2 separate regions of the Homo sapiens genome follow, and region 1 is linked to region 2. Evidence: chromatin loops called from intact Hi-C (ENCODE). Cell type or tissue: A673. All regions are shown on one strand. Each heading gives the region's core, and the rest is flanking DNA. Links, peaks and the distances in the headings are about the cores only.

Evidence for each region. Hi-C counts contacts between places; a loop is a spot of excess contacts. Peaks named below come from ENCODE experiments on the same cell type or tissue, not always from the same donor. Only the 100,000 strongest peaks of a DNase experiment are listed, where the experiment ranks them.
Region 1: a loop joins it to region 2, with 2.3 times the contacts of the local background. A loop is called at or near these places in 6 of 110 quality-filtered maps.

What each region holds. Positions count from the first base shown.
Region 1 is chr17:67,357,588-67,362,965 of GRCh38, reverse strand. All of the region lies in intron 1 of PSMD12 (proteasome 26S subunit, non-ATPase 12), which reads left to right. Among named protein-coding and RNA genes, the nearest start is that of PSMD12, 6.3 kb to the left of the region's middle. In A673, for the core only: a CTCF peak has its summit at 2,907; DNase peaks (open chromatin) are centred at 2,905, 3,786 and 4,185; H3K4me3 peaks cover 514 bases; H3K27ac peaks cover 4,439 bases.
Region 2 is chr17:67,218,409-67,223,786 of GRCh38, reverse strand. HELZ (helicase with zinc finger) reads left to right here. Exons shown (of 33, transcript NM_014877.4): 4 at 4,965-5,192. The coding sequence starts at 4,983. Among named protein-coding and RNA genes, the nearest start is that of HELZ-AS1, 24 kb to the left of the region's middle. In A673, for the core only: a CTCF peak has its summit at 2,547 (motif pointing left); a DNase peak (open chromatin) is centred at 2,526; H3K27ac peaks cover 420 bases.

The DNA.
Region 1 (5,378 bases), core at 258-5,257, 140 kb before region 2:
TTATTGCTGTATACGTTTTATTAAAATGTCAGCTGCTATGATGATAATGATATGTACTCATACTGTGTTCCAGGCATGCCTTTATAGGTATTGATTTAAATCTTACACCAACCCTGTGGATTGGTACAATTATTGTGCCCACTTCGCTGAAGAGAAAATTGAGAGTCAGAGAGCTTGTGTTTTACTCAAGGTAATATGGTAGTACAGCTGGGATTTAGACCTGAGCAGTCTGGCTGCAGAGCCTGTAGTGGGTTTTTTTTGTTTTTTTGTTTTTTTTTTGGGTTTTTTTTGTTTTTTTTTTTTTGAGATGGACTCTTGCTCTGTTGCCCAGGCTGGAGTGCAGTGGCGCGATCTCGGCTCACTGCAACCTCCATCTCCCGGGTTCAAGGAATTCTCCTGCCTCGGCGTCCCCAGTAGCTGGGACTACAGGCGTGCACTACCATGCCTGTATTTTTAGTACAGACAGGGTTTCACCATACTAGCTAGGCTGGTCTCAAACTCTTGATGTTGTGATCCACCCGCCTCAGCCTCCCAGAATGCTGGGATTACAGGCGTGAGCCACCGCGCCCAGCCAGAGCCTGTATAAATTAACCATTCTACCGCCTCTGTGATTGGTGTGTAAGCACCCTGTGTCGGGATGATGGGGTGTTAGTAAAAGTGATACTAGTTCTTGATGATGGTTATCTCTTTGCCTTGTATTCAGGAGTTAAAAATTAAGGAGGGCCTTTTCTGCACTGTAAAGATATGGTATTTAGCAGTTCTTAATATACTGAGGGTTTCTCATTCTCTCTTTTTGATTATGTTGTATTTGGCACATGGTTATTTGGGGACTACTTACATTCTTAAATTGAATGTATCCTTTGATTCTCCTTCCTCTTAACCCATTTGTGCTGCAGGTTGCAAAATCTTTTTTGTGAAAAATCAGATCTTGGCGATGACCTTGAGCAGTAGGATATAAATAACTCCCACAAGCTTAGCGTTCCAGTAATGGAACACTAGGCCTAAATGTTAATGTCTTCCTCTCTCTCTCCCTCCCTCCCTCCCTTCCTTCCTTCCTTTTTTTTTTTTTTTTTTTTTTTTTTTTTTTTTTTTAGATACAGGGATCTCAAACTCTTGAGCTTAAGAGATCTTCCTGCTTCAGCTTTCTGAGTAGCTGGTAGTGCACAACACTGTACCTGGCTTAATGTCTTTTCATTTCTTTTGGTCACCTTCAGCCTCTTATGGTTAATGTCAAAAAGAGCAAGTGAAATGTAAAACAGTTTACATTGTTAACAGCTTAAACAAAAGAGACCCCTTTAAGGAATAGGTCACTTTAAAAGTTGGACTATGTAGGGGGAGTATTGGACTGGCTTTAAATTTCAACTATTTGTGGTGACTTTTTTTTTAGACCGAGTTTCGCTCTTTCACCCAGGCTGGAGTGCAGAGGCATGATCTCAGCTCACTGCAACCTCCCGTTCCCGGGTTCAAGTGATTCTTGTGCCTCAGCCTCCCAAGTAGTTGGGATTACAGGTGCTTACCACCACGCCCGGCTAAATTTTGTATTTTTAGTAGAGATGGGGTTTCACCACGTTGACCAGGCTGGTCTTGAACTCCTGACCTCAAGTGATCTGCCCGTCTTGGCCTCCCAAAGTGTTGGGATTACAGGCGTGAGCCACCATGCCTGGCTGTGGTGACTTTTTATTAGCCTTTTTCTTTCTTATTTAGGTTGTGTAACAAATCATTGAAAGATTGGATTCATTCAGGAATTAAAGGAGGTGCAAACAGAACTTATACTCAACATTGATGTTGAACAAACTCATTAGTCGCTTACATCATTTACAAGGATTATTTTAATGAGGAAAATGAGTCACTGAAGTCACATGTTCTAACAGGTTGGTTTTGGATAGCTTTCTAACCATTTGTTCCTCTGAGTTGAAAGGCAGCATCAAGGAGTTGGAATTTCAGGACCTGAGTGAATAGACAGGAAAAAGAGGAGGATGTTTAGCCATAGGGTAGAATGTGGAAGATTGGGAGAAAAAAGGGGGATGATTTGAAAATTGGAAATTGTATTAAATGAAATGATGGTAGTGTCCTTCAAATAGCACTAAATTGTCAACGGTATAGTTTGTCACATCCTGCTTATTGTGACAGTAAGAATCAGGAATCGTAAGCCATTGAGATCAACTGAATACAGATCAGGTGAGTGCCAATCCATTCAACACGTATTATATGGAGGTTGGTGCAAAGAGAAGTGACAAGTAAACGAGGATCCAGCCCTAAAGGAACTTGTAGACCACTTAGGAGGTAAGCTATGTGCATCAGTAACTGATACAAGGATGGAAGGATGGACCATAGTGTCTGCAGAAGCAGTGGCATGTGCTTGGTGTGATGCAGCTCACTGAACTGCAGTGATGAACAGTATAGACATGGCATCCCTGCTCTTACAGAGTTCGCATTCTACTGAGATTGGAAAGACAGTAAACACCAAAATAGAATATAGTTTGGGGTAATTGCAGAGTAGAGTCAGTATGGTTGAGTATGAAAGGAAGAGGTACTAAGTGACTACTGATTTTTAGAGAGTGTTATCCAAAAATGCCTTTGTAAGAAAATGACGTTTAATGTTTTGTTGATACTCCAGACTGTGGCTTTAGGCCAATGTGTGATTCTCTCACATGTATGATGCAATTTAATACCCATGCTTCTGAATTAGAATACCATATATTAAACCACACTTTATTGATCACAGTCACGTGACTAATAGTAATTGCAAATGTGATGGGTGACTGTCATTAAATAGTATTTTGCATTTTAACTATTTTTGCCCTTCATTTTGTTGCCAGATAGTAACCATAGAGATGACTTTGATCAAAGCGAAAGGTGAGATTTAAACTAGTACAGTAGGGGAAGCGCTGCACTCTAGTGGAGAGAGCTTTGGAGCTTGAGGCAGGAGCCCCGGATCTAGTGCTGCTCATTTCCTTTTGTGGCTAAGCAAGTCATTTTAAGCTGTTTAGTCCTCAGTCTTTTTAATCTCTAAAATGAAATGATTGAATTAAATAATGCCTAGCCGTCTTTCTAGTTCTAAGATTCTTTCATCTTTTAGGATTTATTAGCCTTCAACTTTGGAGAATTTATAGATTTGTTCATTGTTTTTTTCCTCTGATGAACATTTAGCCAGTATTTATTATATATATAAATCTATAGAACTTTCAGAGAAAGGAGAACTAGGGCTCTCCAAACAGGAAACGTTGTTAAAATATGTTAAGAATCACATATTTCAGATTTAATTAAAATAAGTTCAGACGGGCCATGCAGTATATATGCTGTGCCGCATGGAAGATTCATGCATGTTTAAAAGCTATCTTGGAAAAATATGGCAGCAGTATTTTAAAAAGTCAAAACATTATTTATGCCCATAATTCAGAAGCTATTTAATAAGTTTCTTTCATCAGTAGAAAAGGATAGTACTCACGTATCATCCATGAATGTTATTAAGATAAAAAAAATTCATTTTTGGTTAGAAAAACAATTTTTAAACAATACTCTTCTCATTTCAATTTATTGTCAGAGATATTTACATGATAGTTATTAATATTAGCATGTTAAATAAATGCATTTTAAAAATTTTTTATCTAGAGACCAGGTCTCACTCTGTCACCCAGGCTGGAGTGCAGTGGTACATTCCTAGCTCACTGCAGCCTCAAACTCTTGCACTCAAGTGATTCTTCCGCCTCAGCCTCCTGGGTAGCTAGGACCACAGGCACAGGCTACCTTGCCCAGCTAATTTGTAAATTTTTTGTAGAGACAGGATCTGCCCCTATTTTCCATGCTGGTCTCGAATTCCTGGGCTCAAGTGTCCTCCCACCTCAGCCTCCCAAAGTGCTGGGATTACAGTGCGTGAGACACCATGCCTGGCCAATGAGTGCAGTTTTTGTGCTGTATGTTGGTTTTGGTTTTATCAAAATGTGTGGTTCCTAATAGGATAACTTGTTTTACTCCTGGTGTATTATCATTTATGTTTATATTATTTGAGTTTTATTGTTCCAATCTCTAAATATATAGCCTAGGGAGAATGTTTTATTTTTACATCTGAGTTAGAGATGTGGAGAGGTTAGTGTAAGTTGTCAGAAACTGTATTTCAGTTGAATCAGTATCTGCTCAAGAGCATGACTTTAAGGATAGCATGTGTGGGTGTTCTCAGATGCCTTCATTTCCGGTAAGCATGATTACTAATTTATTCTTAAAGTCATTGAAAAATTAAACCATAGTTTCCTGTCTTTTAGCTCCAAGCATTCTTTTTATTTCTCCTTGGAACTCTGTATTTTAAAATATCTGTTAGGGTGACGGTAACTTCATAAAGGAATCATTTATTTTCCTACTTTTTTTTTCTTTTTTTTCTTTTCTTTTTTTTTTTTTTTTTTTGAGACAGGTTCTCACTCTGTCGCCCATGCTAGAGTGCAGTGGTGCGATCTTGGCTTACTGCAGCCTTCACCTCCATGGCTCAAGCCAGCCTCCCACTTCAGCCTCCAGAGTAGCTGGGACTACAGGTATGCACCACAATGCCCAGCTAATTTTTGTATTTTTTTGTAGAGACAGGTTTCGCCATGTAGCCCAGCCTGGTCTCGAACTCCTGAGTTCAAGATATCTGCCCCCTTCGGTCTCCTAAAATGCTGTCATTACAGGCATGAGCCACTGCACCTGGCCTCTGTTTTTATTCTTTAAAGACACATGTGACTACCACTTAGAGTCTCTGATCAGAACAGGATCCACCAGATGCAGTGGCTCAGGCCTGTAATCCCAGCACTTTGGGAGGCCGAGGTGGGATGATCGCTTGAGGTCAGGAGTTCAAGACCAGCCTGGCCAACATGGTGAAAGCCCATCTCTACAAAAAACAACAAAAATTAGCCGGGTGTGGTGGGGCACTCCTGTAGTCCCACCTGCTCCGGAGGCTGAGGCATGAGAATCGCTAGAACCCGGGAGGTGGAGGTTGCAGTGAGCCGAGATGGTGCCACTGCACTTCAGCCTGGGTGAAAGAGTGAGACTCTGTCTCAAAAAAAAAAAGAACAAGATAAACAGGTGTTACCACACTGAGTTGATAAATTAGAATCCAAAACAAAGACTTGATGTTTTCTTAGGTGTTACATGATTGTTATATGTTCAGTTTCTCTTAGGCATTTAAAAATATTAAAAATAGCTTATGGGCTTCAAGTAGGGAACCACTGACTGATGGAACCCACTAGAGAAGGAAGCACTATCATGAAAAGGAGAGAAACAAAACTAGTTATGGGTAGTCCTTTTCCTCTAGAAGAGGCTGTTGATTTTTCCTTTTCTGTGTCAAAACCATTTCATTTTAGACTAGTTATTTGCATTTTGTGTGTTTTTTTATTGTTCATTTTCATCTT
Region 2 (5,378 bases), core at 277-5,276:
CCTTTGATAAAAGTTTGGATATTTTTTTTTTCTTTGAGAGGGAGTCTTGCTCTGTCGCCCAGGCTGGAGTGCAATGGCGCAATCTCAGCTCACTGCAACCTTCGCCTCCTGGGTTCAAGTGATTCTCCTGCCTCAGCCTCCCGAGTAGCTGGGACTACAGGCATGTGCTACCACATCCGGCTAATTTTTTGTATTTTTAATAGAGACGGGGTTTCACTTTGTTAGCCAGGATGGTCTCAAACTCCTGAGCTCAGGTGATCTGTCCGCCTCAGCCTCCCAAAGTGCTGGGATTACAGGCGTGAGCCACCACGCCCGGCCAAGTTTGGATAATTTTTAACAGGAAGAGAAAGAGTCAAGACAGATGGGGCGGACCTCAGCAATGGGCGAATGTGATGCTTCTTCCTACATTGGTGTGCTTAATGTGCTTAATGTGACTCAGCTCCAGCGACTTCCATTCCCTGGGCCACTCTGTCCCTGTGGGAAAAATCCTTAGAGACCCAACTTAGTATCTTCTTTTTTTCTTTTTTGAGACGGAATCTCGCTCTGTTGCCCAGGCTGGAGTGCAGTGGCGCGATCTCGGCTCACTGCAAGCTCTGCCTCCCGGGTTCATGCCATTCTCCTTCCTCAGCCTCCCGAGTAGCTGGGACTACAGGCGCCCGCAACCATGCCAGGCTAATTTTTTTTTTTTTTTTTTTGTATTTTTAGTAGAGATGGGGTTTCACCGTGTTAGCCAGGATGGGCTCGATCTCCTGACCTCATGATCCACTCGCCTCGGCCTCCCAAAGTGCTGGGATTACAGGCGTGAGCCACCGTGCCCGGCCTCACTTAGTCAGTATCTGCCCTTGGATCTGGCTGTTACGTTCAGGTAGCAGGATCACATACAATAGATACAGATGTATCGATGTGTCCTAGGCAGGGGTGTCAGCTACACTCTTGAAGTGTATCTGGGAGCTGGCCTCATTTAGAAGTACTTCTAGATCTCTCACTGCGTATTATCCATAGTCCATTTTAGCATGGCCTGAGATGTTTTCTCATTTTGACTTTGACAGACAGTTTTGCTTTTATGCTTGATAAACCACTTTAGCTTCTTCAGAAGGAGTGGGTGCAGTAAGGTCATGCTGTTTTCTGAAAAGCTCGACAAAACAGCTGAACGGAGCATGCGTTGTATTGAGTTCCACACTACAGCTAAGTGACCCTACTGTGATTCAGGTAGATCTTGGAAACTAGTCATCAGGCCCTGATTAACAAAGGTAATTGGGGTAGATATCCACTTCTGAGGAAGGGTCGTAAATTGAGTCATTTCCTCTCAAAGCTCCTGAAATTCATAGTTCTGCGCTTAATCTCTACTTACATATTAATGTTACCGAGCTCTCCCTGGCTAATATGTTTGGGAATCATTGTTGATATTAATCTTTGTGATCATCCCTCATAGCCAGATTTACGGTTTAGCTAGTCCTTGTCAGTGACTTGCAGATATACTTTTTTCTCCAATGGCTATTCTTTGGATAATCATTACCAGTGTATTGAGATGGAGAAAATAGGTGAAAATCCTCTGTCAAGTAGGTAAAGTAATTACATAGAATAATACTTCATTGTCTATACCGTATTGTATGTTGAGATCAGTAAAGTGATTTCAGCTTTATGTAGGCTGGGTACAGTGGCTCACGCCTGTAATCCCAGCATTTGGGAGGCCAAGTTGGGATGATCTTTTGAGGCCAAGAGTTTAAGACTAGGCTAGGCCACACATTGAAACCCTGTCTCTACAAAAAAATAAAAAAAAAATTAGCCGGTTGTGGTGGCATGCACTTGTAGTCCCAGCTTTTTGGGAGGCCAAGGAAGGAGGATGATTCCCAAGTGTGTGGCAGCAGGAGCTATGATTGCACGACTACACTCCCAGCATGGGCTGCGCAGCGAGACTCTGTCTCTTAAAAAAAAAAAAAAAAACACAAAAAACAGCAACAACAACAACAAAAAACTTTATATAAAGTGAAAATAAGGAATTTTAGAGACATTATAATAGCTAACACTTATTGAGCACTTATGTCCCAGGCATTCTTTTAAGTACTTTATAGGTATTATTTCACTTAATCCTTGCAGTAACCCTAGGAGGTAGGTATTAGTTGTCTTCCCAGTTTAGAGGTGAGCAAGTTGAAATAATCCATGTAAAGCCACTTGCCCCAGGCTATGCAGCTGGAGAGTGGTGCAGCTGGTGAATTCTGGTTCCCAGTCTGTGCTCTGGATCACTGTGCTATACTCATTCCTAAGAAAGATTTTAGCTGGTGCATTATTAGCTTTGTTTTCTTACGACTTCTTTTTGTATTATTGGTCTGGATGTGGGCTGGGAGTTCTGTAGGGAAGATTTGCTAATTCTAGGGCCTCTGGTATCCATGGACTTTATGAATCTTGTGTTGCTGTTATCTGGCAAGCAGTGTATGCTTGTCTATATTAGTAGTTCTCAACTAGAGCTGATTTTGCCTTCTCCAGACATTTACTGGAGACATATTTGGTTGTCACAAGTCAGGGGACGTGCTACTGACATCTGCTGGTGAGGACTAGGGATAATGACTGCTCAATAACCTACAATGCACAGAATGGCCCACAGCAAAAAATTATTGAGCCCAAAATGTTAATAGTGTTGATATTTTATATCTGGACTATATCATGAGTTAGTAATTTTGTAATGCCACTCTTTGTCTAATGGGCAACATTGCTGTAGTGATACAGAAATTATTTTTGACTTTTATTGAACAATTGATTTCACCCACATCAATGTATGTTTGTGTAACAGGCATGCATACCAACTGTGTCTTATTTAAATCCCCTTACCCTTAAACTAAACTGGGAATTACAGCCTCCCTGAAGGAAAGCTGAGGAAGTTTAAAGGGAAACCATGTAAAAGACCAAGAATACAGTACTCTTTTTTTTTGGGGGGGGGGGAGTTATCTTAATAACACAATTAAATTTCTTCTTTTTTTATATTAAAAGTGTTAGTTTAGGCTTGGTGCAGTGGCTCACACCTGTAATCCTAGCACTTTGGTTGGCTGAAGCGGGAGGACAGCTTGAGCCCAGGAGTTTTGATACCAGGCTGGGCAACATAGGGAGACCCTGTCAATACAAAAATAAAATAAAATAACGATTTAGCGGGACATGGTGGTGCATGCCTGTAGTCCCAGCTACTCAAGATGCTGAGTTAGAAGGATTGCTTGAGCCTGGCAAGTCGAGGCTGCAGTGAGCAGTGATTGTGCCACTCTACTCGAGCCTAGGTAACAGAGTGAGACCCTGTCTCAAAAAAAAGTGTTAAAATTAAAAATTCCAAACTGAGAAAAGTAGGGAATGTTATATTGTACCACATGTGTAAATCCCCAATATTGAACAAATGCTGACAAATACTGTTGAAGTCCTTTTTGAACTCTCCCTTATCTCATTCCCTAGCTATTTCTACTGTTTTGGTAGACCAAGAATCTCAAAAGCTGAAGGGGCTTAGACCTCTTCAGATGTCTGTCATCTTGCCTCCTGCTGCTCTCTATGAGCTGCCCATCAATGACTTTTCTCCCCTCATCTTGCACTGCAGTTTATTGGCAGCAGATGGTTACAGCACAGCGAGGAGAGGGCAGGGCCCATGTGTCATTATAAAAGCCGAGAAGGCTGGCAGAGAACATATATGTAGGCTGGAGGCAGGCGGAAGGGACAAAGAAGTACCGTAAGGCCAGCGGTTAAGGTGGAAGGTAGGGAGGAGCAGGAGAGAGAGAAGGTGGATGCAGGCACGGAAAGCAATCTGTAAGTTTGACAGAGATGGTCAGCAAGAGTGACTCTTTGGAGCAGTATTGTGAATGTCAGGTCAAAGGATGTCGGTCTTCTGTGTCCAAGTTTTCCACCCCTGCCATGAGTGTTATAGCTAGGGAGAAACAACGTGTAAACTCCTGCTATTTCTTACTTGGACTATTTTAGTGATCTCTTACTAATGGCAATGTTTGCCATTTCTTCCCCTGTGGCAAGCTGTGATTTCTTCTATTTCTAACCAGTTCTTTATAGAACTGGTAGGACTTATGTTTGATAGATTCCTTCCGTATTTAAAAAATTTCATCGTGTTCCATTGCCTGTGGAATAAAACCCTTGCTTCTTGTTGTGGCATTTGAGGTCATTCATAGCTTCTCTTACTCCTCTGATGTACCTTGAGTTTAGGCTGTGTATTTTCTCCCCTTGGTGATTTCACTTGAACTCGTCTCTCTGAAAAGCTCACATTTGCTCTCCCTGTCATCTGTATGGTGAACTCCTGTTCACCTTTTGCAATCAGCTCATGCCTTTAGGCAGATGGAATAAGTCTTTTTTGTAATTGTTCATTTGTGCTTTGCCTGTCTTGCTAGAATCTGAGTTTCTTGAAAGCAGAGATGACATGCCCTGTCTTTGCATTCATTGCTGCTAGCACAGGGCCTGGCCCTCGAGAAATGTTTGTTGAATTGAATTAATGGACAGTTCATACAGTTCCAACCAGTTTTTTAATTGGTGGGAAATAATCCTGCATGGTATAGATTTTGGTTTTTTGCAATCATGGTCACAGAACTGTGAGACTGAAATTAGGAAACTGAAATTTGGAGATTTGGATATGAAACGTTTCTGTCCCTTTGGTTAAGAAAGGGGATCCTTTATGGTTTGTTGTATACTTTGCGGTATTCACAGTCATGTTTCATTTCTAAATTTGCCTCATTTATAAATTTGTTATATTGTTGGTATGATCCTGGCTTATGATTGACATTTTGCTTGAATCTTAGTAAAGACTTCATAAAATATCAAAGAGAAGTATAGATTTTGTAGCATCAATAGCTGCTGCTTAGCTGTGACCTTGATCAAAAGGCTAGCTGAGAGTATTCAGATAGATAATTAAGCCAGCTGAGATAGGAATGGGGCTAGAATTTATAATTAATAAGTTTAAAAAACCTTCTCTTGTTCTTTCTCCCTGTCTGTAGGATTTTTGTCCCTGAGTCATGGAAGACAGAAGAGCTGAAAAGTCATGTGAACAAGCATGTGAATCACTTAAGAGGCAGGACTATGAAATGGCCCTCAAGCACTGCACAGAGGCCCTTCTTTCTCTTGGCCAGTACTCCATGGCAGACTTCACAGGGCCTTGTCCATTGGAAATAGAACGCATCAAAATCGAGAGTCTTCTCTACAGAATTGCCTCATTTTTGCAACTGGTGAGTAAACACTGTCAATAAGCCAATGCTGAACTATGTAAAATGGCCTTTTTCATTGAGGGGTGACGATACAAATAGCTAATTCTGGGCCAAAGAGATGTGAGTGAAGTGGCTGGTGATTGCTGAATATATTTGATGGCAAGGTAACTACGTTTTTGAACCTTGAAAACTGTTCTACTTTAGGGC